2 separate regions of the Homo sapiens genome follow, and region 2 is linked to region 1. A link is a loop called in an ENCODE intact Hi-C map of the cell type or tissue named here. Cell type or tissue: psoas muscle. All regions are shown on one strand. Links, peaks and the distances in the headings refer to the core of each region. The heading gives the core; the rest is flanking DNA. Region 1 has its middle 19 kb from the start of CRYZL2P-SEC16B. Region 2 holds the start of SEC16B (SEC16 homolog B, endoplasmic reticulum export factor).

What was found. Hi-C counts contacts between places; a loop is a spot of excess contacts. Peaks named below come from ENCODE experiments on the same cell type or tissue, not always from the same donor. Only the 100,000 strongest peaks of a DNase experiment are listed, where the experiment ranks them.
Region 2: a loop joins it to region 1, with 2.6 times the contacts of the local background. A loop is called at or near these places in 6 of 110 quality-filtered maps.

Annotation. Positions count from the first base shown.
Region 1 is chr1:178,049,665-178,064,914 of GRCh38, forward strand. No RefSeq gene overlaps it. Among named protein-coding and RNA genes, the nearest start is that of CRYZL2P-SEC16B, 19 kb to the left of the region's middle. RefSeq lists a silencer at 255-412. In psoas muscle, for the core only: CTCF peaks have their summits at 5,663 (motif pointing right) and 6,419 (motif pointing left); a DNase peak (open chromatin) is centred at 5,644; H3K27ac peaks cover 241 bases.
Region 2 is chr1:177,959,109-177,974,358 of GRCh38, forward strand. CRYZL2P-SEC16B (CRYZL2P-SEC16B readthrough) reads right to left here. Exons shown (of 32, transcript NM_001356506.2): 8 at 8,575-8,931; 9 at 6,785-6,897; 10 at 5,939-6,059; 11 at 5,063-5,171; 12 at 2,482-2,626; 13 at 1,683-1,831; 14 at 1,234-1,295. The coding sequence starts at 8,873. It overlaps SEC16B (SEC16 homolog B, endoplasmic reticulum export factor), which reads right to left and starts at 10,950. Exons shown (of 26, transcript NM_033127.4): 1 at 10,776-10,950; 2 at 8,575-8,931; 3 at 6,785-6,897; 4 at 5,939-6,059; 5 at 5,063-5,171; 6 at 2,482-2,626; 7 at 1,683-1,831; 8 at 1,234-1,295. The coding sequence starts at 8,873. RefSeq lists an enhancer at 685-1,186. In psoas muscle, for the core only: no CTCF peak of the experiment used is centred there; no DNase peak of the experiment used is centred there.

The DNA.
Region 1 (15,250 bases), core at 4,173-6,672:
TACCAACATGGTAAAACCCCATCTCTACTAAAAATAAAAAATTAGCTGGGCATGGTAGTGCGTGCCTGTAAACCCAACTACTTAGGAGGCTGAGGCAGGATAATTGCTTGAACCCAGGAGGCAGAGGTTGCAGTGAGCTGATAACAGGCCACTGCACTCCAGCCTGGGTGACAGTGAGACTCCATCTCACAAAAAAAAAAAAAAAAAAAAAAAAAAAAAGAGGCATAATAGGCTGGGAGCCGTGGCTCACGCCTGTAATCCCAGCACTTTGGGAGGCCGAGGCAGGCGGATCGCCTGAGGTCGGGAGTTCGAGACCAGCTTGACCAACATGGAGAAAACCTGTCTCTACTAAAAATACAAAATTAGCCGGGTGTGGTAGTGCATGCCTGTAGTCCCAGCTACTCGGGAGGCTGAGGCAGGAGAATCACTTGAACCCAGGAGGCAGAAGTTGCAGTGAGCCGAGATCATGCCATTGTACTCCAGCCTGGACAACAAGAGCAAAACTCCATTTCAAAAAAAAAAAAAAGAAGCATAATAATTCCCACCTCAGGTAGTGGTCGTGAAAATTAAACAAAGTAAGCACGTTTGTGGCAGCACTCAATCAATAGCAGCTTTTGTTATGAAGACACTGTCCCTGCCCTTGAGCCTCTCACTGTTTAGTGGAGCGAAGTTCGCATAAGGAGGCATCTCAAATGCCTGTGATATGTTCTGTGATGAAGGGCTGCAAGAGGCGATATGGGAGCAGAGAGGAAGGTCAGCCTACCCCAGCCAGAGGACATCATTTCAGGAAAGCCTCAGAGAAGAAGAATGAAGAAGAATTACCCAGCCAGAGGGCACAGCTAAATGTGTCCCAGGCAAAGGAGTACACACGACAGAACATGGCATGGTCAAGGAATTGCAAGTGGTCATTTACAATTGAAGTTACGGTTTGAGCTGGAGAATGATGAGGGATGAGGCTGTTGTAGAAAGAGTATAGGTTTTGGAATTCCAGCAGTCAGGAATTCTAGCTTCTTCACTCTCCAATCACATATCCTCAACCAAGTGACTTCTTTCTGAGTCTCCGTTTCCCCATTTGTAAAATGATGGCGATTATATGAACTAATGTATGTAAAGTGCCTGGCACAGAATATACATTGTTTAAATGATAACAAGTATTCTTTAACTGTGTTTATCTAGGATACATTTGGTGGTTGATCCATAGTATACACTCATTTTTATTGAATCAGTTGAAAGAGGAATGGGTGAATCATTCACTTACTGCATATTTTTTAGACACTCTCCATGTGCCAGTCACTGTTCTAGGCACTAGGGACACAGCAGCTAACAAAGCAGACAAAAGTCTCTGCCGCGGTGGGACTTACAGTTCGTGAATTGAGATGGGAAAGGGGACGCAGGTGTCCGTGAGGGGACATTGTACATCATGGTCCCTGTGTCTTTATGGTTCTCTGATGAAAAGCTAATAACCTGACAAGGCAAAGTTCCCAAGAGGTCTGGATGTTAATTCCACTTCATAATAACAATGAGGAGGCTCTCGTCCTCCCCTTAATCGCTTCTCACTTATCAACCCCCAGCTTCCTGTTGTGATCCGGGGGAACTGGTGAGTTGTGTTGTTTGTCAGGAAGAAATGTCAAGGAGAGCTCAAGTAATTATTGGGCTCTAATGTTTAAAGCCATGGCAAGAGGAAATAGGAAAGCAGTGCATACAAAAAGGCTATGGAGAGGGAGATTTGCCTATCTCAGCAGCCAAGTGATAAGTGAGCTCAAATGCCTTGTGATGATGCATGGTTTCATTTCAACAGCAGGATAATCATACTTCACATGTGTGTATCTCTTTAGAGAAAGGGTTCACCAAGGGGTTCACCAAGGGGATCTCATTTAATCCTCAGAACGACTCTGTGAAGTAGGCATTCACCCCATTTAATCCCATCTCTGTCCTGTAGGTTAACTCCTCCCTCTCCACTGTGGCATATAATGATGCCCACGTTTCAGTCATAAACAAAAACAACGAAAGGCTTCCTTCATTCCTTATCTCTGTCTAGCCATCATCTCCTCCTCACAGCCAAGTCCACCAAACATTAAGAATATGCTTGTTAGCTCCATTGGTCTCCTTCCATTTACTCATCCTATTGTGATCAACCCCCAAAGGCCAGTGAAATTGTTGTGACTTCCCATATGCTCAGTCCAAGGGATGCTCATCGGTCCCTATGATAGTTGGCTTCTTTAGCTTTCAAAGCCATTTTCTGCTCTTTCTCCTCCTGCTTCCCAGCCTGCTCCTTCTCAGTCTTGTCCTCAGCTTCTTCTCCTCTGCCACACTTTGATGCTGTCTATCGGGGCTCTTTCTACCACCCTTCTCTGTGTGTGTGTGTGTGTGTGTGTGTGTGTGTGTGTGTGTGTGTGTCTCCATCTCTCCAAGTGAACAGGATTTCTTTAAAATCCTGCTCAGGCTTCCGATTTGTGAAACCCTCCCTAGCAGCAGTCCGACCACCTCTCACCTTCTCACTCTGCTGCCCCACCTTGAAAACATGTGCATTCCCCTTCCTCTTGCTTTCACAGTGGCTCTTTCCTAGCTTCAGTAAAGCTCACATCACATTGTGCTGTGACTGTTTGTGTGTATGCCTTCCCCAGGAGATTATGAAAAACTTCAGGGTCAAGACTGTGACTTCGCTATTTGTGTATTCTCAGTGCCTAGCTAGGTACCTGGCATATGGTAGACACAGATTTACAAATGTTTGGTGAATTCTTAAGAGTCAAACCAAGAGCAATCAATAAAAAGTCAGGGCCTAAACCCCAGTCTTCTGACTTTAAAGGTGGTAGTCTCTCTACCTCAGCAGAGAAAAAAAGCAGTGTTGCAAGTATTTAATTATAAGTGCCTCAACCCCAGTGAATTCTATAAATTAAGGAGCAAGATGGAGGGAAGGATTTCCTTTTCCCCACAAATATTGCCCCAGCTACCAGGTGTGGAAGGATTGTTTGGCATCTGTAGCCTTCCTTTTGCATACCCCAGGATAAAAGAAGAAAAAAAAAAAACACCCACCTCCCCTCTCTTCCTCCCAGTGGACAGCCGTCACCATCACTTCCTGTTAAGCTGGGAGGCAGGAAATATGTCCTAGCTCCTGAAACTCCCGATTTCCCTCAGGTTTCCTCACAGACCCAGGGGTGGAGAGTGTTTTAATAAGATGCCTTGTAGCCAGGCCTGCCCTGAATATGATCTCTACCATCCTGAAGTAATACTCCTGAAGAAACCTTCATAAAGTGGTCAAAGATACACCTGGAAAGAAGGAAATTTTGCCTTTACCAGGAATAAACAAGCCTTCCAGGGAGAGGCTCTGAAATCAGACAGTGTGTGCATTCGGCAATTACAAGTTAAAGTTCCACCCAAATACACACAATCAAAGGCTTTAACCAAGGCCATCATTACTTGTGCAGGGCCCTCCTGCTGTTTGGGCAACATTTTAGTGCTGCAGTGAAGCAAGAGAAATGTCATCAAAGCGACGAGGTACGGATAGACCCATTCGGCAGTGCCTTTTTTTGACCTGATGATTCACTTCACCTTGTCGTTTATAATGCTGCAGGCTGGGAGGGAAAGAAGGAAATGAAGAGGAAAAGAGTGGGCTGTGTTGTGCATGTAATTTGTTTCACCATTTCAGACGGCTTTTTAATGAGCATTCTCATTAAGGGCTCTGTGAGTCTATGCTTAAAGTTTTCCGGACAAGCAAATAAGCAAGACTGAAATCAGATGGCATCAGCCCAGCACCTCATAGTTTGTTTCAAACCACAAAAAAAAAAAAAAAAAAAAAAAAAGCTACAGTCACGGGGAATGGAGGAGATTAAAAAAACATTATGTGTGAGAACAGAGATTTGATAACTCTTTTGTCTTAAAACATTTGAAAATTAATGATGTGGTCTTAACTAATCCCCATGAAAATTCCAACGTTCATCAAGTATTAGAATATTAGAGTGTGTCTGTGATAGCATTTCTCTATTCAGCTGGTTCCCATGGAGAGAGGTAATAATTGTCCTGTGCTATCCTAGCCCTGGGTTCATATTTCTGGTAGAGTACCCATCACACTGCATCAGATAATGTCCCCTCTAGACGCTGACCCCTGTATAGGCAGTCAGCCTTACCCAGTGCTCCTTTATACTTCTTGAGCCCAACACAGTGTCCAGACATATAGTAGACATTCAATAAATGTAGTTTTGCCGTTTAAATGAATTCATTAGGTAAAATTAACACATGAACAAGTACATAAAAGACTTACACTTGAGTAGTAGACTTCACATCAGAGTAATTTATCACCTCGCAAGGTTCAACAAACATTTTAGTTTGTGAACAGCCCCTTAGTAAAGCGGCAGCCTTCATTTAAAATTATCAAGAGGGAGGCCGGGCGTGATGGCTTACCCCTGCAATCCCAGGACTTTGGGAGGCCGAGGCGGGCAGATCACCTGAGGCCAGAAGTTAGAGAGCAGCCTGACCAACATGGTGAAACCCCATCTCTACTAAAAATACAAAAATTAGGTGGATGTGATGGTACATGCCTGTAATCCCAGCTACTCAAGAGGCTAAGGCACAAGAATCGCTTGAACCCGGGAGGTAGAGGCTTCAGTGAGCTGAGATTGTGCTGCTGCACTCCAGCCTGGGCAACAGAGCGAGACTCTGTCTCAAAAATAAATAAATAAATAAATAATAATAATAATAATAATAAAATTTTCAAGAGGAAGGAAGAAAAGTACTGGTGGGGATTTGAAGTGGTTTTTTTTTTTTTGTCATTGATGAGCACTGTCTATTGGGTTTCTGGTCATGAATTGGCCCTTTTTATGAATGAGAAAGTGATGCAGTTGTTACCGTATTTATCTTTACAGTGAGTTTGTTAACAGAACATAAATACAGACACATGAAAGTGAATTCTCTCTGTTGCCTATGCTTGAACCAGTTGTCCAGCAATCCTTCCCTCTGTATGGTACAAAGAATGCCTCACTCTCTATGATTCCAGGGACTTCTAGAGATGATATACTTTAAAAGTCTGACATAGTGGTGGCCGTGGATGGTTTGCTTGATAAAAGCCAGGCACCTCCCCACCCTTGTTGCCAGGAAGGGTACAAAATGAGGAAAGTAGCGCTCTTCATTAGTGCTTTATTGGATTGGAGATAGGTATCAAAAGAGGGTGACACAATCCTCCCTAAAACATTCGCTCAGTGTTTCCATCCATTTTTTGCTGCTCAATATTCTTGTGTGTACTGGATTCATACCAGAGATGTAGACACTGTTTCTTCCCTCTCTCTCTCTCTCCTCTCTCTGTCTTTCTCATCCAAATCCATCCTTGAGTAGTAAGCAAGAAGTCAGTGATCCATCCCTAGGAGCAGAAGAATGGGCGTGGGTGTTCTCAGATTATGTATCTGGAGAGTTTTTTTCTGATGAGCATCACCTAGTCAGTACTTCACAAAGTGTGATCTGAGGACTGTGTGCATCAGATCCCTGAAGATGCTGATTGAAGGGCTTGATCTCCCTGCTGGCTTGGCATTCTGGGAAGGAGCACTGACATCTACAGTTTTGTCAGGCTCCCCGGATGATCCTGCTTCCTGCCGAGGTTGGAGGGCCTCTGGCCCTGACTTCTGACCTGGTGGCGCCTTGGCTCACTAGAGGGCACCATGGAACAATGTTTTTTCTGGCTGCGGGCTTCCTGTTCCTGCCAACCCACCAGGGATGCGGTGCCCACATAGTTCTGGGCTACAGCTTCCAAGCCCATCCTGGAACCACAGTTTCCTTTAAGAAACTTAGTGCAGTTGCCACATCACCAAACAGATCTAGTATTCATTTCCACAATGGCACTATAATAAATTCAATTTCTAAAGAAAAATTAGAGTTTAAGTTATCTCGTGTGTATTCATTAAACACAAATTGTGTACTGCAAAAGCATTAGGTATCAACAGGATTAATAAAAGAAAACATCCTTCCTACTATCAAGAAAAACCTGGAAAAGATAAGACAAAATTGTAAAATCATTTAAAAGCAATTATAATTAATAGTAATTTTCAAATGAACAGTAAAAAAAATTTTTTTTAAATTACAAAATCTGACGCAGACGTTTGCCAGTAAATGTACACACAGGGAGTGGCCCCTAAGCTGACTCGGATGACTGCAAACCAGGATTCCTGAGAAGGCATCGTGGAAAAGGTGGGATGAGAGAGGGCCTTGGAATAAAGTGAAAGGGAGAAGAGGAGGTCAGGGCAGCCTAATTACAACACATGTCTAATTCAGGGCCCTTCCTGTGTCTTAGCAGTGACTTAACTAAAATAAACATGTCGAATGTAAATCTGGGAAGTACCACTGGGCTTTCAATTGTCATATTGCACAGTAGCCATTTATTCAACAAATACTTGCAGAGCACTACTGTGTGCCAGCTACTGGGAGTACAACACTGGACAAGGCAAACGCTTAGTGCTGCCCTCATGTGTTTACAGTTCAGTTGGAGAGACAGGCCAGCAAGCACAATGATTCCAGAGCAGTGTGTTACGTGGTAGGTAAAGCAGGAGGTTTGTGGGTGTTCACAGGAGAGAAGCCTAATCCAGAGCCAGGGTGGTAACAGAAGGCTTCCCTGGGGTAGAAATGTCCAATGAAAGGAAGGATGAGTTAGGAGCAGAGGGAGAAAGAGCATGTTTGAAGGCTGGGGGAGAGAAGAAACAGTATATTTGAGGAACTGAAAGAAAGGCAGTAGGGCTGGCCCCGTGGTAGTGGGGGTGTGCTGAACAGCATGGAGAGCTCGCGGTAGACTGGGGCCAGCTCATGAAGAGTCTTGTAAATCATAACTGGGCTACCTAGACATCATCCTCCGGTCACTGGGGAACCACTGAAGGGTTAAGAGCAGGGGAATGGTGGTTCCCTAATAAGATCTGCATTTTAGGAGGACCTGTCTATGCCAGGGTCAGTGCTACCTTGGAGTAGTAATAAACAAGCAAAGCCATAGGAATCAGTCTCTCTTTAACTGGACCTTTCCGGTTTCCTTCCTCCATCTCCATTTACCAGCTTCCCTTGAAATCCTTTCAAACTGAGGTCTGTTTTTAAGGTCTGCTTCCCATGCTGGATGGCAGAGGAAACAGGAATAGCTTAAAAATGTGACTATCACAAGCTGGACTGCCCTTCTCTGTGTCCCTTACAGTCCTTGAAAAGGGCCATCTCTAGTAAAGTGCAGAAGGAGGAAGAGCCACACTGGATTGAGAGGAAGAGTGGTGGTCCAAACCCCAGTTCCCAGGTTGGACACCCTTAGCACTTACCATCATTTAAAGGCAGTGCCTATTGAATGTTCCCAACACAAAGAAGTGATAAATATTTGAGATGATGGAGATGCTAATTATCCTGATCTGATCACTATACATTATATGTATTGCAGCATTCCTATGTATCCTATAAACATACACAATTATTATGTGTCCATTTAAAAAATTAATTAAATAAAGGCAATGCAGAGGGGGAAACTACAGACAAATGTATGGATCAGTGTACAAAATTAATGTGGAACGTACGAAGAGGGGCTTTATCTTCCTAGGTAACTGCTGTTTTATTACTGCTATGACTGACTTACAGCTTTCACTTTGCTCACACATCAAAATGTAAAACTCTTAATCAGGCCTCTCGTCCTTATCTACATGTTAGCTGAGAAGCAGGTGATGGCAGTAAACTTTAATGACCAGAGGAAGTGTAATACTAATGCAGCCGTTTAAACCTCCCAATTTAATTAAAGTCTAGTTCCGCGCTTGCTGCTTGCCTGGAGAATAGTCAAAGGAGCACTTTTTTTTTTAAACCACTAACTCCACCCTCAGGCCAATCCCAAAGCAGCCTGCACTATATCCTCATTTCCTAAAATGGAAGCCGAATGTATGGAGAACAGGCCTTGGAGGGACACAGGTTCCTCAATTCCGGCCTCTGTGACAGGGAGGTCTCCCGCCCAGTTTCCTTTCCTTCAGAGTGAGGAAGAGTCTGTGTGCAGGGGCTGGAGCCTCTGGACACAAAAATAGAATATTCGAGCGTTTGGATTTTCCTTTCCTGACAGTGAACTTACTCAGGAAGAGGCATTTAAGCAAGATTTTTTTTCCTCTGTTTTTCAAAAAACACGTTTAATGGGAGGAACAAAACTGTTGAGAGAAGATTTTTCAGCCCCATCTTCTTTGGCCCCAAACAGGCCAAGGTGAGGCAGTCTTTTTCTTCCTTAATTGCCCTTTTTGCTTGCAATCACATTGCCCCCCCCACATGCCTCCCCCCAGCATGCTTCTAGACGCCTTTGCAAGGCCCCCCACCAAGTCTTCAAAGCACCACCATGTCTTTGATTGTTGGGCTCATAACTGAGACTTCCCACACAGTGGTATGAAGCGACATATGATTCAAGCATCCTCATTCCAGAAATATTATTAGTCTCAGGAAAAAAAAAATAGGGGCCTGCTCTGTGTCTGTCACCTGAAATAAACTCCCTGTTCCTCTCCTACTGCTTCTCAGATACTCAATTCTAAAGATTATTCCAGCTTATTTTGCCACCCCCAAGGTTTCTAACCCCAGCCCCCCAGCTAGTGACTGAAGGAGAGAGAGGAGGAAAGGGGCCCTCTGAAGTTGGCCACCTCAGGGTATATGAAGCACGTGCTTGTCACGTGGAGAAAAAATGTGCTGGGCTAACCTCTGAGACTCCCTAGAGAATCCAGAGTTTGTGTCTCTTTGCAGAGCTCAGAACAGCCTGTATGTTCTCCTCTCCCTGTTGTGCGCCTGGCGCTTCCCCAGTGAGATATCTCCTGCAAAAGCTTTTCCTGTAAGGGGTGGGGAGCTTTTGTTCTCTGGGAAATATGGTGAAGCTAATTAAGAGCATTGTCCTGTGAGGGGGGGAAGGCGGAGGGCTTTCCGAGATGGTGGTTTTCACCAGGGGTAAGTGAGGGCTGCTGAGATCTCTCTGTCCTGCTGGGTCAACCGTTTTAGGGGGAGATTGTGATGAAGCCCAATAACATAAAAATAGATACGTGAAGTATAATCTCTCCCTCCCTCCCTCTCTCTTTCTCTCTCTCTTTTTTGGCATTTGAGTTTCCGGTACTAACTCACTTCAGAAAAGGACACTCCAACAATTTGGCTTTTAACTCCCACTGACCTGGCACAGACTGGAGGTCACAGGACTAATGCCTTATTCTATTTCACCCCAAACATGCAGGGGTGCTGCTAAAGTGAAATTTCCAGCAACTATATAGATTTAGCTGTGGGCTGTGCGTGTAGAAGTAGTTCAACAACTCTCAGTTCTTGACTTCCAAAACAGGAGTAGCATATTTTATGGCATTTGTAAGATACAGCACCACAAAGGTCTTAAAATATATAAGCTATGATTGTCCCCATAGTAGCAAACCCAATTAGGAGCAAACATGTTGAGGCAGCATTCTGTAAGGTGTGTCACTTATCTGGTTTGCTCTCTCTGGATTTAAAAATCTTTATGTATCAAATACTACAAATATTTATTGAGCACTGACCACATGCTAGGTAGTGTTCTGGGTGCTTCAGATATATTCGTGGATGAAACAAACACAGATTCCTGCCCTTGTGGGGCTTACAGTCTAGCTGAGGAAGATAAAATAAAGAAAAATAAGTAGGTTATATAATATATTACAAGCTGACAAGTGCTTTCGGGGGAAACATAGATCAAAATAAGGGCAATTGGGAGAGTTGTGGTGAAGGAGGCAGGTTGCAATTCAGTTAGGGTGGTCAGGGTAACCATGAGGTGGTCATTGAGGTGACAGTTGAAAAAGACTTGATGGAAGTGATGGAAAGCTGGGTGCAGTGGCTTGCACCTGTAATTGCAGCAACTCAGGAGACAGAAGTGGGAGGATCACTTGAGGCCGGGAGTTCAAGACCAGTCTGGGTAACATAGCAAGAGCCTGTTTCTAATAAACGAACGAACGAATGAATGAGTGAAGTGATGGAGTTCGCCATGTAGACATCTGTGGAGAAGAAACTTTTCCAAACGAGAGAAGAGCCAATGCAGAGGACTTGAGATGAAAATGTGCTTAGAGCAACAAGGAGGCTGCTATGGTTGGAGTAGGAGAGCATAGGAGGAGAGTGGAGAGAGGTGACAGACTCCAGCTCAGCAGAGCCCCGTGTGCCATGGTAAGGACTTTGCCTTTGACTCTGAGCAAAAGAGGGAATCATGGGAGATTTTTTGAGCAAAGCAATGAAGGGATCTCATTTAAATTTTTACAGAACCATACTGGCTGCCTTGTAGAAAATAGACTGGGATAGTGTATCAGCAAAAGTGATTAATCCTAGGTATATAAACATATATATTTTTTTCAGGATATATTTTGAAAGTAGAGCCAGCAAGATTTGCTGATAGATTAGATGTGGAATGCGAGAATAAGAGTTAAATCAAGGACAACTGCAAAGCTTTTGGCCTGAGCAACCGAGAGGAAGGAAAAAGCATCAGTGGAGAAAGGGAAGGGTGCACCAGGGTCACTTGGGGTGCATTTGATCCAAGTAACTTATCTATGGTTCTTATCCAAGTGTGTTGATCAGAATCATGTGGGACGCTTTCACAATTATACTTGCCCAAGATCCCAAAAGATTCTTCTTTAGTAAGTCTGGAGTAGGGGTCCAAAAATATATATTCAATGGAGAGCTGCTAAATTGTAAAATAATAGTTGGTGGAGTTCTGTGTTTAAAATTCTGGACTTTGTAATGAAACAAGTGAAAGGAATTATAGATAAACCTCCCACTCTCTGGGATTAACTATACTTTAGGTCCTCCTTTCAAAATATCTTCCAAATGAACTATGCATAACTTACTAAACAGTTAAAGCTGAAGCATACAAAAATGATGAATAATAGAAGAAAGCTGCCAGATTAATTTCCAGTCTCTTCCATTATGACATTGGTAATATTCATAGCCATTTATGGGACAATTCTGTCCTGAGTGTATTTAGGTTCCTTTGAAGCTAACCTAGTGTGGGCTATCTAAACATCAAGCCATTCACCATCCCTCCAGCAGTGAGCAGAGTGGGAGAGGCAAACCTTCAGTGTAAAATACACAGGAAGAGAAAAACAGTGTCTCCAGGAAGATTTGGGGGAATAGTTAAAAAGGGGAATGATGGTGTCTCCAACCCAAGCATTACTTAGAAACATTCATCTGTTGGTAAAGATTACTGATCCCAGTTTCCAGATTTAAAAACTGAGACTTGAGGCTAACCGAGTTCTTCTTATACCAACTAACAATACAATGGTAGGACTGAGCTTCAAAGTGACTAATCACTTTGGAGGCCAGCTTTTCTGGTTCCCAGGCTGTCAGCCCTTGCTTGTCAAATTGGTTCCACCAAAAGTTGGAATCCCTCGGTGAAAGGAAGGATTGCGTAATGAAGCAGCATTCCATGGGGACTTTCTATTCTGTCTGACTCCTAACCAGATCTTTCTTTCATGCGGGATCATTTTCTCAAACTATTTATTTCTGTGCGGTGGTGGTGGGAACATTGACGACAAAATGGCACCTTCTTACTCAATTTTGCTGCTCCCTGTGTGTCTGACTCACACCTGCTGACAGGAATGAGCCTCTCCGCTTCTTCCTTCCCCGGGGAGCTGGAGGTGGATTTTAACTTGCCCTTGCCCTCCCCACCATCCTCATGAAGACTGTCAGCTTAGCTCTGATTTTAAAACAACAAAAAAGAGAAAGAAACAAAGCAACTCCACAAACCTTTATTACTCAGCAGGTCACTAGAGGCAGAGAAAGAGCAGCTCAATTTTCCAGTCTCACATGGAGGCACCAATGCTGCCTGTGAAAGGCCAGCTTTGACTTGTAAAACAGCAGCTAAATTGTCCACAGAGGCTCTTATGCAAGCAGCAACAAGGGGCTCCCATTTCCGTGTTCAACCTTCAAGCAGAAAATATTTTTTACACTGGCAGGAACATCTATTTGAGGACATTTATTTGGGCAACATTTAGAATACTGGTCTTTTTGAAATCAAGTATTCAGTTGACCTGAAAAATAATGCTCAGGTCCAATGAGAGTATAGGACAAAGTAATGTAATGTGCCACTCTTATTGCCAGTAGGCTGTGATTGTGAGTTGGTACTTTCTTTTCCCATTACTGACAATAGGCTGGTACTCATTTTTCATTTTCCCTTTCTGCCCCAGACTCTCTGGAGCACAGCTCTTTGCAAGACAGCTGTCCTAGGAGTAAAGGTTGTGTCACTATTTACAAAGAGTAAAGGTGTCTAGTTATATGTGGATTAAATCCCCGACTTTATCTTCCTTAACACCTTGTTCTATGATACCAAGACAGAAACCATTTGGCACAGAGGTGCTGCCATAAAATCTGTTAGGATTTAGCTGATCTTTAAAAATCTCTTTCTTTGGAGGCAGGACTTGGGTCATTTTCGGACCATGTTGGAATATTTTACCTTTATTTGCACACTCATTAGATGGCCAGCGATTGTGCTTTTTCTTTCTTTTTTTTTTTTTTTTGGCCTCTCTTCTGGGGTTGCTTTGGGATATTGGGAAGGGGGCACAATGAAGAGCAAATTGCTCTGATTAATATTGTGTTTATAGTTGTCTATCAAGGTCATTTCCCTAGATGCCAGCCTTTCTTTGTGAAGACGGAAATACTGTGTCGGTGTCTGTCTAAACCTACAAGAGGAAGGAGGCCAATAAGGAAGACAAGCAGTAATAAGAGTAGGATGCACATTTATTTATTTACATATATATATATATATATATATATATATATATATATATATATATATATATATGGCAGGTTGGTGCTATAAATATGCCTGTTCCAGCTTTTCCTCCTACTCTGAAACTTCTCTTAAGTCACCTCAGTTCCCTCTTACATTGTGTCCTTGGAAACAAATCCAACGCTGTTATACAATTCTATTCTGTTTCTTTCTCTCCCCAGACCAAACAAACTAAGCATCTAGAGGCACTACTTCTATTATCAAAACTTGACTTTTAAATCCCAAGCTTGTGAAACTTGAACTAAGGCCTGGCTTCTGTAACTCTGGAAAAGGAAAGCACCTGCAGAACTTATCCCTGTCCTGGGGCAGGATGCGTGAGATTGCAGGTGTCTGCGACACTGGAAGAACCGAGGGCCCAGTCCTCTTAAATTACTGGAAAACAAGTTAAAACAGTTATCTTGATGTTTACTTGCTTTTAACAGTCATGTTTATATAAAGAAATATATAAACCTGCCAGTTTATATAAAGAAGACGTTACCTCAGTCATGACGGCTTCAGGAACCTTGAGGTGTCCTGTTTGATTCAGACCTCCTTCCTCAAGGGAATATAATTCCCTGAGTGCTTGGGTAGAAATAGAATGACCTCATTTTCCAAAAGCTCCAAGTGACCAGCAACCAAGGTGGTGTAATTTTTATGCAAGGTGCTTAGTGTAATAGATTTAATATTCACCTTTGGGTTAATGTTAAGAATTTTGGTTTAAGACACATTGATTTTATAAATAATGAGTAAATAACCATATGGGGATAAATGCTACAGTATCTGACTTTAGAAGTAATAACAGTATGCTGGGCATGGTGGCTCAAGCCTGTAATCTCAGCACTTTGGGAGACTGAGTGGGAGGACAGATTGAGCCCAGGAATTTGAGACCAGCCTGGGCAACATAGGGAGACCCTGTCTTTACAAAAAACTAAAAAAAAATTAGCAGGGCATGGTGGTGCATGCCTGTAGTCCCAGCTACTCAGGAGACTGAAGCAGGAGGATCATTTGAGCCCAGAAGGTCAAGGCTGCAGTGAGACATGATGGCATCACTGCATTCCAGCCTGGGCTACAGAGCAAGACCCCGCCTCAAAAAACAAACAAACAAACAAAAAAATTAATAACAGCCAAGACTTATTGAATATTTGCTACATTCAAGGCACCATTCTAAATGCTTTACTTACCTTTTCTCATTGAATCCTCACAACAAGCCTATGAGATAGGCACCAATATAATCTCCATTTTGCAGATGAGAAAACTGAGGCTCGAATTTGCAAGTTGTCTAAGATCACAGTAACAGGATGTTGCAGATCTTGGATTTGAAGCCAGGCAATCTTATTCTAGAGCCTGAATTCTTAACCAATTGTACAGTAAGTCCTCACTTACCATCATTGGCAGGTTCTTGGAAACTGCAACTTTAAGCAAAATGATATATAACAAAATCAATTTTACTGTAGGCTAATTGATACAAACAAGAGTTAACCTCCTAAGGCACATTTCTGGTCACAAACCTCACCAAACTTCTAACTAAGGACCCCCAAACACTTCTAATATTAAAGATTGAAATAAATGTGAACTATACGTACATTAAAGAAAGAGAAATAAAAACAATAAGTGACTTACTAACTCAATTTTTGGTGAGCCAGTGAGTGACAGCAGTCATTGTGGTGGTGGGTTAAATCAGGGAATAAATGTTTTCAAAGCAAAAATTAGAAGGAGCACCTCTCTCAACCACAAAGGTCAAGCACAAACCAAAATGAATATGTTGGGCTCACTGAGTACTTTCCTACCACCTCCTTTATTATCATGCATTTGTATGATTATTGTTGAGCTTAAGATTATTTATTTATTTATTGGGTCTCATTCTATTGCCCAGGCTAGAGTGCAGTGATGTGATCATAGCTCACTGCAACCTTGAACTCCTGAGCTCAAGTGATCCTCCCGCTTCACCCTCCCAGGTAGCTGGGATTACAGATGCATGCCACGGCACCTCGCTAGGTTTTCTTGTTTGTTTGTTTGTTTTTTACAGAGACGGGGTCTTGCTTTGTTGGCCAGGCATGTCTCTAACTCCTGGCTTCAAGCAATCCTCCTGCCTTGGCTTCTCAAAGTGCTGGGATTACAGACATGAGCGATTGCGCCTGACTGAATATTTATTTTTTTGCAGTAATTTGTATTCATTCATTTTGCAACCTGCTTATTCCAGTTCAGGGTGGTGGATGGTCAGGGCCTGTTCCAGCAGCTCAGGGGCAAAGTCAAAGCCACCCTGGACGGGACTCCATTCCATGTCAGGGTGCTCTCACACCCACACCTGTGCTCACTCACACCAGGACCATTTTGACATGCCAGTTCACCTAGCATGCACATTTTTGGGATGTGGCAGGAAACTGGAGTACCCGGAGAAACTCAGGAAGACATGGGAGAGCATGCACACTCCACACAGACAGTGACCTTGTCCGGGAATCAATTATTTTTCTCATCAACATTATAATGAATGATGTTGAATGAAACAATGTTATTTGAGGACCTGCTATATTTGAT
Region 2 (15,250 bases), core at 6,852-9,351, 88 kb before region 1:
GGTAATGAGTCTATAGCTATAGGATAGTTATTTTCTTATAGAACAAGAAGAAATTTCAGAGATTCTCTCATGCACCCCCTTTATAGATGAAGAAACAGAGGCTCAGAGACCTGAAGTCACTGCACAGGAAAGCAAGTAAAAGCAGACTTTGGAGTCAGACAACCCTGGATCTAAATCTGGCTCTGCCACTTCTCTGTTTAGACAAGTTTCTTACCTCCTCTGAGCCTCAGCTTTGTCCCCTAAAATAGGGACAGTAAAAGGACCTACCTCCATACAAAAAGGAATTAGAAAATTGTGTGGCATATATTAAGTGATCAATATGATTGGCATTATGATTTGCTCAAGATTATCCAATAACATCAAAGCCAAGTTAGGCTTAGTACCCCAGTGTTTGAATACCCAACTCGCTTTTTTGCCCCATATCTGTATACCTGTTTGTAAGAAAGAGATAACACTCATTTTTACTTGAGGGAACCGTCAAATGCCATTTGAGGAATACATTTATATAGTAGTGATGATACTTTCCATGTGCATAATCTGACTTGAGACTCATAGACAAGCCTCGGGTAGGGAGAGCAGGTGTTATACCATTTCTCAAGGGGAAAACTAAGGTTCAGAGAGGGCTAACTGACCTGTCCACCATGGTATTCCTAGTCAGTAAGACGCCTGAGCCTGAGACCCACGTGGGCTGTCATCCAGCAAGGACTCTCTCCTCAACAAAGATGCCCTGAGTTACATTTATCAGAAATATAACTAGACATTTAAAAGCAGTCCTAGTTCAGTACTGCAGAGGGCTCACTTGCACACTGTTCTGTAACTTGAACACTGCCGATCTTATTTACCTCTCCAGGAAAAAGCCACTGTTACAAGAATTGTTTCTGCTATGATCCACTTGTCAGTGACTTCCCAGGCGATGCTCCACTTTTCTACTAACATCTATCAAGCACACGGAATGCTAAAACTTCCAACCATGCAGCCTCTGCATAATGGAACTGGTTTTAGATTTCTAAACTGTCATGCTAATTTTTCTTTCTGTCCTTCAACTATTGAATGGCTTGTCAAAATGACTCAGGCCACATCTGGTTCTATCTTGCAGCACAGAGAATTCCACTCCAACAAGGACAGATATTTTTTTCCAAGGAAACCAAGAACAAATCTCCAAAATGCTGATCTGGGCAGGAAGATTTTCTAGGTTTCAAAAGCCCTTACTCAGCAGCTCTTACAGCACTATACCTAATCAAGGGTCCTGAGAAACTTCTCATCTCCTCTTGCTCTTCGGAATCATTAAGAATAACCTGGAATAAAACAATCAGATTTTGTGTTTAAGACTGTGGCCACCCTAGGCCCCTTTCAGTCAAGTCTAGTGTCAGACCCCAAGGCCGTGGGGCTAGGATATGGCTCAAGGCCTTGTGGAGAAAGCAGAAAGAAAAAAGTGAATTTTGTTGCTAAAGATGAGACATTGACATCTCAGGAAAAACACAACTGTAGCATCAATTCTTTCAGAGAAGAGCCCCACCCATTCCTGCACCCTCCTAATCCAGGGGGTACATGGCCCAGTTTCCCGCAAGAGCATCCCATTCCTGGAGATGCCCCGGCTCAGGCACAGGAAAGCAAGGTAAGCATGTTAGGAGTAGTTGGGTAAGCAGTGTGCCAGCATTCCAGGGACACTGGGTCTTCTTTACCTCCATGCTGTGCAGTTCAACAAGGGCTGCTTGCCCGTCAGTGGGAGAGCTGGGACCTACATGCACCAGCTGACCTCCTGGCCCGAAACTCACAGGAACATGAGGGATGTAGAACTTCATGGGTGCTTTGGGACCAGCTGAGGAGACATCTTCTGACCAACAGACACAGATGGACATTGTTAGCGTTACTTCCATCACTTTTCTTTAGTTTAGGAATATGCCACAGATGTATTTCTGCCCAAATTCTGCCTGAACCAAAATAAGATTCTGGGTGGGTTGTGTAATTAGAAGAAGCCCATGTTCCCTGCTCCAGTCAGATTTAAGCCTCTGAGAAGGTGTCAGAATACAATGCGTGGGCTTGATGATTCAGTCCAAATGATAATGCTCTCAGCCCAGACTCTCAGTGATGCTGAGAGGCCAAGGAGTCTCTGGCTTTCATGGCCTCTATACTCATGACAAAGTTCCTACATCCAGACAAAGCAATGAAGCTTTGCATCTTGCTTTTGCTTTTCCTAATTCTCTCTGGTCTTCCCTTTCTTAAAAGCACCACTGAGTGCCTCCTTTCCCAACTTGATAATGGATAGGGGCAGTGTTCCCTTCCAGGAATCAGCTATGATGCAATTACTATTACAAGCAAAAAGAGAGAAAATGGAACCAAAGTTGACCTCTCTGCCCAGGTGACCTACATAAGCAAATGAGGTGGACAATGATCCATCGTAAGGCTGACTTTCCCAGAGACTTGCCACCCAGCCCTTCCACATCAGATTCAATCAACTCTTCTGATCATTTTAGAACCCACCAGCCTGAACTGGACTCCAAGCTGCTGAAGCTGGGGGATCATCCCGCTCCGGGGCATCTCTGATGTACTGACTGAGCTCATAGCTGCTGGAGCTGAGACCAGACTCACGCTGCTGGAGAAGGTTGGACTCACTAGCCAATGATGGCTGAAAGTTAAAAACAAAAACACACAGGAAGAAGTTTCAGAGAGCTGGTCTTCTCAAGCGTTCCTTCAAAGAAACAAAATACATACGGTGAAAGTGGATGTGTTGAAAGGATAAAAAGAGATAATCAAGTTGATAGGCATTTGCCAAAGGATATATTATGACCCAATGGAAAGAGTGCAGGCCTTGGGGTCAGGGGCCCTTGAATTGAAATCTCAGCTTTGCCTTATACTCAGCTGCTGTGCCCCTGGACACGTGACTTAGGCTCTCTGAGCTCAGTGCTTTCATCTGTGATATAATCATATCTGCCCTATATACTTCAAGCAATTCATGTATTCATTCATAAACAATTTTCTTTTTTGAGACAGAGTCTCACTCTGTCACCAGGCTGGAGTGCAGTGGCATGATCTCGGCTCACTGCAACCTCCACCTCCTGGGTTCAAGCGATTCTTCTGCCTCAGCCTCCCAAGTAGCTAGGACTACAGGCACGCCACCACGCCCAGCTGATTTTTGTATTTTTAGTAGAGATGGGGTTTCACCATGTTGGCCAGGATGGTCTCAATCTCTTGACATTATGATCTGCCCACCTCAGCCTCCCAAAGTGCTGGGATTACAGGCGTGAGCCACCATGCCTGGCCCTCCTTCATTGACTGTTTAATGAGCACCTATTATGCTCCAGGTACTGTGCTTTCCCCTTGGATGCAGGTGTAAAGAAATTCATGGGGCCAGGTATGATGGCTCTCACCTGTAATCCCAGCACTTTGGGAGGCCAAAGCAGGAGGATCACTTGAGCCCACGAATTTGAGACCCCAAATTGCAACATAGCAAGACCCCATCTCTACAAAAAAACAAAACATAAAAAAATTTAGCTGGGCATGGTGGTGCACAACTATAGCCCCAGCTACTTGGGAGGCTGAGGTGGAAGGATCACCTGAGCCCAGGAGTTCAAGGCTGCAGTGAGCTATGATCATGCTGTTACACTCCAGCCTGGGTGACAGAGCAACACTCTGTCTCTAAATAAATAAATAAAGAAATTCATTGAATTTACATCTTGTGTGCATACAAGTAAAATAATGGATTCAAAAGCTCTTTGGGCCAAGCGCAGTGGCTCACACCTGTAATCCCAGCACTTTGGGAGGCCGACGCAGGAGGATCACCTGAGGTAAGGATTTCCAGACCAGCCTGGCCAACATGGTGAAACCCCATCTCTACTAAAAAATACAAAAATTAGCTGGGCATGGTGGTGCACACCTGTAGTCCCAGCTACTAGGAAGGCCGAGGCAGGAGGATCACTTGAACCAGGGAGGCGGAGGTTGCAGTGAGCCGAGATTGTGCCACAGCACTCCAGCCTGGGCAACACAGTGAGACTCTGTCTCAAAAAAATAAAATAAAATAAAAAGTAAAGCTCTTTGTACAGTGTAAGGTGCTGTACATATGTATGTGGCTGCTGTCATTGTATTGTTACTATTAGTCATAATAATATGTGCCCTACTCTATTAAGCACTAAGTATACAAAAGAAATTGACCTCATACAAACCTAATAAGGGAGACAAGATTAATACAAGACTTTCAAAATTACAACCCCATCTCTGGCCGAGCGTGGTGGCTCAGGCCTGTAATCCCAGCACTTTGGGAGGCCGAGGTGGGTGGATCACAAGGTCAGGAGTTCAAAACCAGCCTGGCCAACATGGTGAAACCCGGTCTCTACTAAAAATACAAAAATTAGCTGGGCATGGTGGCAGGCACCTGTAATCCCAGCTACTCGGGAGGCTGAGGCAGGAGATTCGCTTGAACCCAGGAGGTGAAGGTGGCAGTAAGCCGAGATTGCACCACTGCACTTCAGCCTGGGCAACAGAGTGAGACTCTGTCTCAAAAGAAAAGAACCCATCTCTGTAGTATATTTGCAAATTTTCCACAAATCTAAAATTATCCTAAAATAAAAAGTTTATTTTAAAAAAGATTTCCATTTTGTGGCCCAGCTGGCGCATACAATAAGATTTTTAGAGGAAAGGGATGAATGAAGAGTTAGAAAAGGTTTCAAGCCCTGCTTCTCAAACCTGAATTCAAAGATTCTAGCAATTTCCCACTTCCTGGATTAAACCAAATTGCTAGTCCCCTGGGGTCCCTAACACCTAACACCTGATGACAGCGTCCTCTCTTTCCCAGTATGTTGGAGTGAGCTAGGTGACATTTCTTGATCCTGTCAATTTGATAAAAATGCAAAGGAGTTCAGTTCAGGGCCTCGGATGCCTAAGACTGAGGCAGTAAGGAGGGAAAAAAGGAAGGCATGGGCGGAGGTTCTGCCAAGAGGGGAGGAATGGGTCCTCCAGACGGCTGGCCACTGGACATCCATCCCCAAGGGCCCTGTTCTGCCACTGCTGACAGTGTCAGCTGCGACACATGGCCACAGTCTCCAGCCCCCACGTCACTTTAGGTTACCTTATTTTTCTGGGCCTCAGCAAGCAGGCTCCCTGGAAACAGCTCCCCCGGCCACTCCTGTCCAGAGTTGGAAGCAGGGCTGTCTTTACAAGGGTTCCTACTGTTAGATCTGCAGCAAAATGACAGGAGCAGTGAGCGGGGTCCTGGGCAAGCCAGCAAGGCTGAGGCACTCTCCGCCGGAAGCTGACCTGCTCCAAAGCGTGGGCAGGTACCATGTCAGCCTGGGTGCCATAGGAGAAAGCATTTTCCTCCTACTCACCACCTCAATCTACTAATCCCAGAAAAACAGGAGTGCTGGAGTTCCACAGCTCAGTGGCTGGAAGTGGCCTCAGGCCCTGATGAGAAGGGTTGGTCTCTACAGCCTGACATTCTGGAATGACTTACATCAGAGTGTTTAGGTTGGTGAATTCCACAGCTGCAAGCACCAGGACAGATGCTTGAGCAAAACTCTCTTCCCTGTCTTGTCTTACCACAGGGAGATGGCCCATTCTCAGGGCTCAGGCGTAGGCTGAGGAAAAGCACCACAGCACCAGGTAAGTTCTCATGACCTAATCGTGAGAACTTTTGCTAGGCCATATCTGTTCTAAGGCCAACACAGAATTAAAGTCCTCTTTTAGGACAGACCTCAAGGAACCTCACAGGACTCAGACTCGCCCAGCTTTGGGAACAGACTGTCAGTGATAAGAACCTCCCTTCCCAGGGTCCATATTAACAGCTGGCCAGGCCCATCCTGGGATATTCCCATATCCCTGTGGCTACAACAAAGGTACATGGGCTTCTGGAGGTGAGATGGCAGCATCAGACGCCAGAAGATTTGCCCGACATAGTCTGAGTTTGACAACATCATGTCAAACTGGCCTCTCCTTTCACACTTACTGGAAGTGGGTCTCACTATTTGTTCCAAATGGACTGTGCTGGTTTTCATAATGATGTTCATCAAGGTACTTTTGCTCTCGGTAATCTTCGTGCCAGATATAAGGACTCCGTTGCCTTGGCACTGCACCCTCAGAGAAAACAAAATCAAGACAGGTCACTTCCTGTTTCTGAAAGTTCTTAGAAAGATATTAGTGAGCTGTGAGGAGCTCCTGGAGCACAGTAGATCTAAAAACATATTTTCCAAATTGAAAAAATAGATAGGTGAGAGCTAATAAAGAAAGTCCATAGGACGCCTCTCAGTCCCCTCTGAACTAGTTAGCATGGATCTATACAACCGCACAACGATGGGGATTGGTGTGTGTGTGTGTGTTCAATGTTGAAACAGATTTATCTTTCCTAGCAGTTCAGATGCTGCCATTAAGACACACCCTATACCTATTAGCATACGGTAGAACACTCATTTGGGTGCATATCTGCTGTCCTCAGGGTGAAGTGATACACTCTTACTATAGCCCAGCAGATGTCCTTAAGAACTGACTTCACTGTTACTTGGTCAAAGACTATATAATCTGGGCTATAAGGCAAAGTAGGAGAAAAAACATGGATGAAGTACAAACTACCCATAGTGCTAGTAACAGTACCATCATCTATGCATACAAAGGAAAACAACTCCTTTATATCTCTTCTCAGGACATCTAGGAGGAGTGTTTCTGCTATGGTCTCGTCTGGCCAAGAAAGGATGCCCAAGGTGAGGGTCTGAACATGGCTCCTTTGGTCTCTCCCCTGCCTCTCAGACCAGCTGCCCCATCCCCAAATCCCAGAGGCTTCTTGGAGACTTTTCCATACCTCTTTCTTCCTGCAGCCACTGTGGGTGTCCATGATAGTAATAACTTCCATAAGCATATTCCTCCCTCATTGTGGGAGACTGATAGCTCTGATATGAATTCTCATAACCTGGCCTAAAATATCACAAAGAAGACTGGTCAGTTGAGGACAAGGGTAGTAAAGAGAGAAACCAATGAAGAACTTGACAAACTAAACAGGTTCAGAGGACAGAGTTGTGACCCCAGCCTAGAATCTGCTTGAAAGCCACAGTTAATTCTAGATCCTGTAAACAGAATCAAAGCAGGAGTCAGGCCTTTGTTGCACAACAGGAGTAGAATTTTTATAGTACAATTTTTTTTACTTAAAACTCTTTTTCTAAAAACCTCTTTTTTATTTAAAACTCTTTTATTTTGTAGTAAAACTCTCACTCCCCAAACACATACATATTATCTTAGAAAACTCCATCCTGATATTATCTGAGAAAACCACTTCCTGAGATGACTGTGTTAAGTCTCCAATACACCACCGTAATTTCCATGCTTATCCCAGATGGAGTTGAGATTTAAAAGTCAAACTGGACTATGTTAAGTCTGATTACTTTTATTGCCTCTGTCCTGAACACGCCTCTCTTTGAGAATTCAACAATCCAAAAAGACTGGGGAGAGGAACATCATAATATTAATGTTTTTATCAATTAATAATTTTTTTTTTTGAGACAGAGCCTCACTCTGTCACCCAGGCTGGAGTGCAGTGGCGTGATCTTGGCTCACTGCAACCTCCATCTCCCGGGTTTAAGTGATTCTCCCGTCTCTACCCAGGTAGCTGGGATTACAGGCATGCACCACCGCGCCCAGCTAATTTTTTTGTTTTGTTTTGTATTTTTAGTAGAGGCGGGGTTTCACCATGTTGACCAGGCTGGTCTCGAACTCCCAACCTCAGATGATCTGCCTGCCTTGGCCTCCCAAAGTGCTGGGATTACAGGCGTGATCCAGGAGCCTGGCCCAATTAGCAATTCTTTAGTATTTCTTAGGGATAAATTTCTTTATAATAATTGTCATAATTTCAACCCTGAATCTGTAAGCAGGTAAATATCACCCCAACTGGAAAAGCTGAAGTAGAACATAGACGGCTTCCAACATTCCATGAAATATTAAGTCCAGTGCTTACAGACCAGGGAAGCAGGAATTCCAGATTCTCCAACCTGGATAGAATGACCTCACTGCAACCTCTTCCTTCCGAACTTGGAGCCTGCAGGTTTCTATCTGCTTTCCCTGAGGTCAATTTTTTTTAAGTTCCCATTCATTCAATACAGATTATTGGTATGCCTGTTCCATTCCGGGTACTGTCGTAGGCACTAGGACTCTTCTTGGTGCTGGTAGTGTCATGCTAATCCCAAGGTAGAGTGGTCCAATGACAACGAGGAACTCCTTATAGGGATCTCCAAGAAAAGCTTTTCCATAGTCTACATAAATGAACTTTTGCAATCCCAGAGCAAGAGGGTTCCATCTGCTGTCTTGAATTTCACCACTTTTTCTACCCTTGACACTGCCTCCCCAAGCCCCCATACCCAGTGGCATTTGTGATGGCTTCTTTAAGAAGCTCCACTAGGGGAAAAACAGGAGAGAAATACTATCTTCAGTCATCAAAAACAAATTTGGGAGAGGACAGGATTTAGCTAAAGCCACGTAGTAAGGTAGAGAAGGAAAAAGAAAAAAGGGGGAGAAAAATAAAAGGAAAAGGAAGAAGGAAAAGAACAACCTATTCATACGCATTTAGGAGAGTTGCATTCATTCCAAGCCCTAAAGCCATACCTTGAATACAACTGATTGCGATAACCACCTTCGTAATAGTCAACTCCAGACACAGGCTGATGCCAGTCCCCTGGCCTGGATGCATAATGGGGCTGCTGCTGATGGTCTGCCCTGGGCTCCTGCTGTGGCTGGGGGCTCCCACGGTTGTCTTGCCATTGGTGAAACCTCTCTCCATTGTGCCAAGAGTGAGGGACAGGCCGATGATGTCCATCTCTCCGAAACCCTCGGTCTGGATCCTTTGAGGGTGCTGTGGCCTTCCCTCGTGTCTGGGGCAGCCTCTGGGGAGCCCAAAGTTCCATCCTTGACTCTCTGAATTTGTCCTGGGTTTTGAGTAAGTTGTGCAGTTATTTTATCTTCCTGCAGACAAAAGAAAAAGGAAAAAATCATCACTTGAAGCCTATATCCAAACATAGTGGTTGATTAGGTTTTGTGAAAAGAGCAGCTATGGTCCTCGAAATATATCTAAAACAAACCATATGGTCACGGATACAGAGAAATCTGAGAAACAATCTCAGATACATGAAGCAAATAACAGACTAGACAATTATATTAATATTGCTTAAAAAATTAAAAAGTACATGTGGAACAACGACAGATGAGGGAGGCAAGGGAGACAGATAACAATAATAGGTACAGCTAAAAATGCTATCAAGGAATCCCAGTTGATGTTTCTTCACATATTCCCCCAGCAAGTGTTTATTTAACACTTACAGCGGAGGCCCTGTGGTATCATAAACAGAGTGGGTCTTGCAGAGAGCTAGATCAGAGTTCAAATCCTAACTCTGCCACTTAACTAGCTAGTTCATTTTTTCAAGCCTCAATTTCCTTACCCATGAAATGGAGACTGTAAGGACTACCTTGCAAGGTTATTGACAGAGTTAAAGATAACCTATGCGAAGTGCGTAACATGTTACCTAACATGTTAAAATGCTCAATAAATAGCAGTGTTATCAAGGATAAAGATTAGGGTAGTATGAGTGGCTGAAGATGTTTATTAAACAAAAAGAAATTTAGACTGACCTTTTCAAGAAGCACCTTTTCTGAATCCTTACATTAACCCCCTCAAAGAACTAGAACCTATATAATATGGTCATACCTGCTCCTCCTCCAGAGGAGCCAACAAGAGGCAAATTTGGGATTGTTTTCATAAGAAAATAGAAGGCCATATCTCAGGATTCTTCCCGGTTGGAGATTTTAAATGCTGAAAGTCTCCCTAGCATCAAACTAATTTTCCCCCACGTAATCCTGAAAAAGGGAAATTGCTCCAAGGACTGATTACCTTCCAGGTTCCTCTGCCCATTGCACGGGGTAGCGGGGGACAGGGGTTGCACCCACAAAAGGAAAGCACGCCTCAGATCTTACTCTTGCTCAGGGATTCCTTGTGTCAGGAGCATCCACAGGCTAGGTCGGCCTCGATTTTTTTCTTCCTTAGGAACTGTTTTAGGTTGCAAGATTCTGATCAAATCAGTTAACTTGTTTCCACTACTGAAGGTCCCAGCCTCATATAAAAATTCATATCAGAACAAAAGGTCAAAAGAGTGGGTGTTGAAATTGAGACGTCACTCTGCTCAAACACCAGGGAGCCGAGGTCGACAGCTATGAGCCAAGAGCTATGAGACGGCAGAACACACAAGAAGAACAAGGTGCGGAGGGGGCCTCCCACCTCAAGGTCACTCACAACTCAGGGGAACCTCTGGCTTCCTTCCCATATCATCTCACTCCCTTGAAAAAGCCAGGTGCAATGACAGCCTTTGCCAGCAAATCCCAGGAAAGGCCAAATGTCCCAGACACAGGGAAGGGCACATGAGCCTTTTCTGAAGGCTGGTGGAACTCAAAACCATTTGGACCAAGTAAGCAGAATGAGAAGAAACCTGCTTTCTCCTTGTCCCCAGATAGTCTCATTAGGCAGCCCTTTCCCAACTGCAAAGGTGCAACACCCAATCTTTCCACTGAAATCACATCATTTTGCTGCCAAGAGACATCAACTCCAGCAAATCAGTCCTCAGATTAAGGACACCAAATAAATAACACCTTCGATTCTCAAAATGAAGGAATTACATCTATGATGACAAATCAGACTCACACATTCATGTAGATGACCTTTCCTAGCCCCAGTAAAGGCAATCTTGCCTTTCCTAATCTGACGGCACAGCACGTCCAGCTCAAAGAGGGGAAAGAAGGGAGCGAGTGTTCCCACACACCTGCTCTGATGGCTTCCCACCTTCCTTCAGCGCTGCTCCAGGGACCTGGCCCAAGAGTGCCTCCTCTCCTCTTGGAGACTGTCAAAGTCCAGGTGCCACATCTACCAAGACTCCCCAGGCCCTCAGATCTACATCATGTCAGTTACCTTTGCAACTGCCCAACCTCCATGGAGCTGATTCATTAGGGCAAAGTACAGCCCAGATACCGCAGCCCAGGACCCGCCTGACTTGACGAATTTGCTCAGAACCCTGTCAGAGACTGGCGCTTCTGTTTGCCTGAGCATGGGCTGAGCCAGGTTCACTCACATGAGAAATCATCCAAATTCCCACAGCAATCACGGAAGAGAGACATCAGGAAGAGGAAGTCCAGAAGCCCCAAGGCAGCCTGGTCTGGCGAGAAAAGCACCACCTTTGGGGTGTTAACTCGGGGCTCTACCACTAGCTGGTTCTGTTACTTAACCTCTCCGAGTTTCAGTTTCTTTTTCTTTAAAATGGGAATGGCAATGCTTAGCTTATGAGGGTCATTACGGGGCTGAAATGTTGGTAAAGCAGCACATGATATATAGGTAAGTATGCCCTGCAGATCAATATTATCTTTTCCTTCCCAAAGAGACAAGTTAATTCCACTGGTTGAGGCACATGGGGAAGGGGACACGCTCACTGGTGGGAGCAAACACCTGGTTTGCCCAGTGTGGGTTTTTCTTATGTATATTTCTCACCATTGGGTTCTGGTTATGTAATAAATTCTGTCATCTAGCTGGAAGGCAGATTTATATCCCCAGTACTGAACTGAAGGCACTAAAAAGTTTTCCATTATAACAAGAAAGTAGTTTCTCGCACTTGAAATATACATTTCTTCTGCATTATTAAGGTAAACGCAGAAAAGCACATGACTACTTCTGAATTAATATTTTAAAATTCTGAATTTGCTCTTTTAAAAAATCCCAAATGGTTTATTCTTTCTCTCAACAAATGCTTACTGTGTTCCTATTAAGGGCCAGGATTTGACACACATAAATATAAAAGACACAAATTAGTCTCTCATGTCTGTCCTTACTAGTCCAGGGAAAACCACCCCTCTTGGGTCTCATGGTCATATAGGGTCATGTACCTAAGCTACAAGATTTTCTCTCAGCCCCTCAGCTGACTCTAGAACCCAGCAACTGAGCATAGAATTCTCTGACTGTAGCTAATGGTTTCTTTTTTTTTTTTTCCAAGACAGAGTCTTTCTCTGTCGCCCAGAGATGGAGTTTAATGGTACAATCTCAGCTCACTGCAACCTCTACCTCCCAGGTTCAAGCAATTCTCCTGCCTCAGCCTCCCGAGTAGCTGGGATTACAGGTGCGTGCCACCACCCCTGGCTAATTTTTGTATTTTTAGTAAAGAAGGGGTTTCATCATGTTGGCCAGGCTGGTCTCAAACTCCTGACCTTGTGATCCACCTGCCTGAGCCTCCCAAAGTGCTGGGATTACAGGCGTAAGCCACCATGCCTAGCCACTAATGGTTTCTTACCTCACTCTTGGGCTGTGAAGTTTGGCTCTCTAATGGCTGCACTGTTGTTTTTAATCCTTCTGGGAAGAGGAACTAGAGAAGAACATGCACATTAACAGCAGGAATCAGAATGTGGGTGATGATTACACTGACGTGATATCAAATTATATGTTCTGATATATCACAACAACATTCACAAAAGTTCTTGATGTCACTCTTTTGGCATATAATGTGACATTAGTCTTGCCCTGTAACACCAGCTGCATTATGGGAATGTTAACTTTGAAAAGGACCTTAGAGGTTATTTTAGCAACTATGCTTTTTTGATGATAAAACCAAGATCCAAACAAGTGAAATGATTTACCCAAGATCACAAAGTTACCTAGAAGTTCAGTGAAAATTACACTGGTGTGCTCTAGCTGCCTTGCACACCAGTGCAAGTTTAGTAAGAGCTGATTATTAAATATTCAGGAATTGTGTGAGCCGGTTGTTAAACCATGGAAAACTTGAAATCCACCATGGTGGGAGTATTTACACCACAGAAATTGGCAACTGCTACAAAGCAAGGTTGTTGGTGGGTTGCTGGTTTATTTCAGAGAACCTGTTTAGCAGCATACTGATTTGAACCCCAAACTCTTACTTCCTGATTCAGCATTCTTGCAATTATAGAATTGTCATTCTGTTACTAGCCTTCATTGCACAACCCTGGCTTAAACATCTAGTCAAATTATTCTAAATGCTTATTTTGTGACATCCCAAAGTATCTCTAATTATCTCTAGAGTTATTATGAAACTCTTCAAACACTCACCAACCAAAATTAATTCTAATTAGCTTTAATTATTCTATATAGACATATGGCATACAACAGTTATATGGGTCACAAAATTAACTAGATTGTGATGGGATCTCACCACTCCAAAGGGTTTAGGATTTATCATTTCCTACCTTCCCAGCCCCACATAACTACAATTACTAAGTCTTTCGACCTGGCAGCTCAATTCTTCCTGATTTCTAAACCAAATTGACCCAGTTTGACAATACATTAGGAGCTCAATCCCCACCAGGAGGTGGACCAGAATGAGTCTTGCCACCCCAAGTCCTGGCTGCAGTGTTCTTGGATAATCCAGTAGGCTCCCTCATGCCCAAATGGCTACAGTCTTCACATCATCCTGCCCCAAGTGCTCTGTCCTCATACTTGATTCCTGCCCTGCATCCCAACTATGCACCAGGATTGGAGTCCTAGAAGTTTACTAATTTATGTGAATTTCCTTTCCCAGTCTCCATCCTCCTTTCCAAATGCCGGACAGCACTGTCTAGGGTCTAGCTTCAAACAAGAGTAACTGCCTGCTGTGAACTGAATGTCTGTTTCCTCCCAAAATTCATATGTTGAAAACCTAACTCCCAATGTGATGGTATTAGGAGGTAGGCCTCCAAGAAGTAATTAGGGCATGAGAGTGGAGCCTTGTCAATGGAATTAGTTCCCTTATAAAAAGACACAAGAGGGTTTGCTTCTCCTCTCTCTCTCTGCTCTCTGGTGTGTAAGAATACAACCAAAAGATGGCCATCTGCAAACCAGGAAGTGGCCCTCACCAGACACCAGATCTGCTGGAATCTTGATCTTGGACTTCCCAGCCTCCAGAAGGGTGAGAAATAAATTTCTGTTGTTTAAGCCCTAGTCTATGGTTTTCTGTTACAGTAACCCAAACTGACTAAGACACTACCCTAGTTTGACACCTGTCTAGCAAAAGTATTATCACTGTTAATGATGCTGCTAATGTTTAGCCACCGGATTAGTGCTGATGGATGTGAACACCCACCTAGATCTAGGTCAGGTTTGCCAGGAATCCTTGAGCACTGTGATTTAATGACTGGTTACTCTTGCAAAGGGCAGCTCAGCATTTAAGACATCCCTCAGGCTTCATCCTAATCCTTTACTGAAAGTAAAAATTTAGAAAACAAGTTGAGAAGATCTACATCAACGTGTTATCAGTAGTTATCCACCAGGTAATGGAATGGTGGATGATTTTATTTTCTTCCTCTTGCTTATCCATATTTTCTAACTTTTCTACAATAAATGTATATTATTTTAAAAGGCAAAATTAACTGACATTATTTTTAATCAATAGTGTTAGTTCAACCATCAAATGTGTTATTGTCACATCAGTTACTAATTAGGCATTCAAGCTGCTAAAATGGGACAGTGCTCAAAACTTCCAAGATTGATTAACTGTGCTCAGTCTGCTTTTCTTGATAGAGGTTGAGTCGTTTGTACACTGAACAAGTGTTTATTGAACACCTACTATATGCCCATCATTATCACATGCACTGGGGATACAAAGATAAATAACATGCAATACCTGCCCCAAAGAAGCTCTCAATTCAGCAGAGCAGTAGACATTGAATCATAATACAATGAGTCACAGTACAATGCAATAGTAATACAATGTAATCATCATTCTAATGGATATATCACTGATTTTTCTAATGGAAGAAGCACAGCGGAAAGCAGGAGACTGGAAATGGTAGGTGTGCTGTTCAAGGCTATTCCATAAATCAAGCAGGACAGATGAATGCCTGAACGAGAGCAGCTGTGGAGAGACTGGAGGAGAAGGGACATATAGAATATATATATATATGTTTATAAAATATAATCAACATGCATTGATGGTCTGTTGACTGTAGAAGATGAGGGAGAAGGAGAAGTCAAGGATGATCCAAGTTTTCAGGCTGTGGAGATGAAATGCTACCTTTTTTTTTTATTTTGGCTAATAATCTTAGAAGAGGAGCCAGTTTGGTGGGGAAGATGATGTGTTCAGTTTTGCACATGCTGAATGTGAGGGGCCTGTGGGACACAGAGGTGAGTATGGTCAATAAGTAGTTCACTGTAATGAGCTCAAGAGAAAGCATGGAGGAGAGATGTGGTGGTTGAAGCCACAGACACAGACAGGATCACTGAAGAAATGCTTAGAAGACAAGTCTGAGG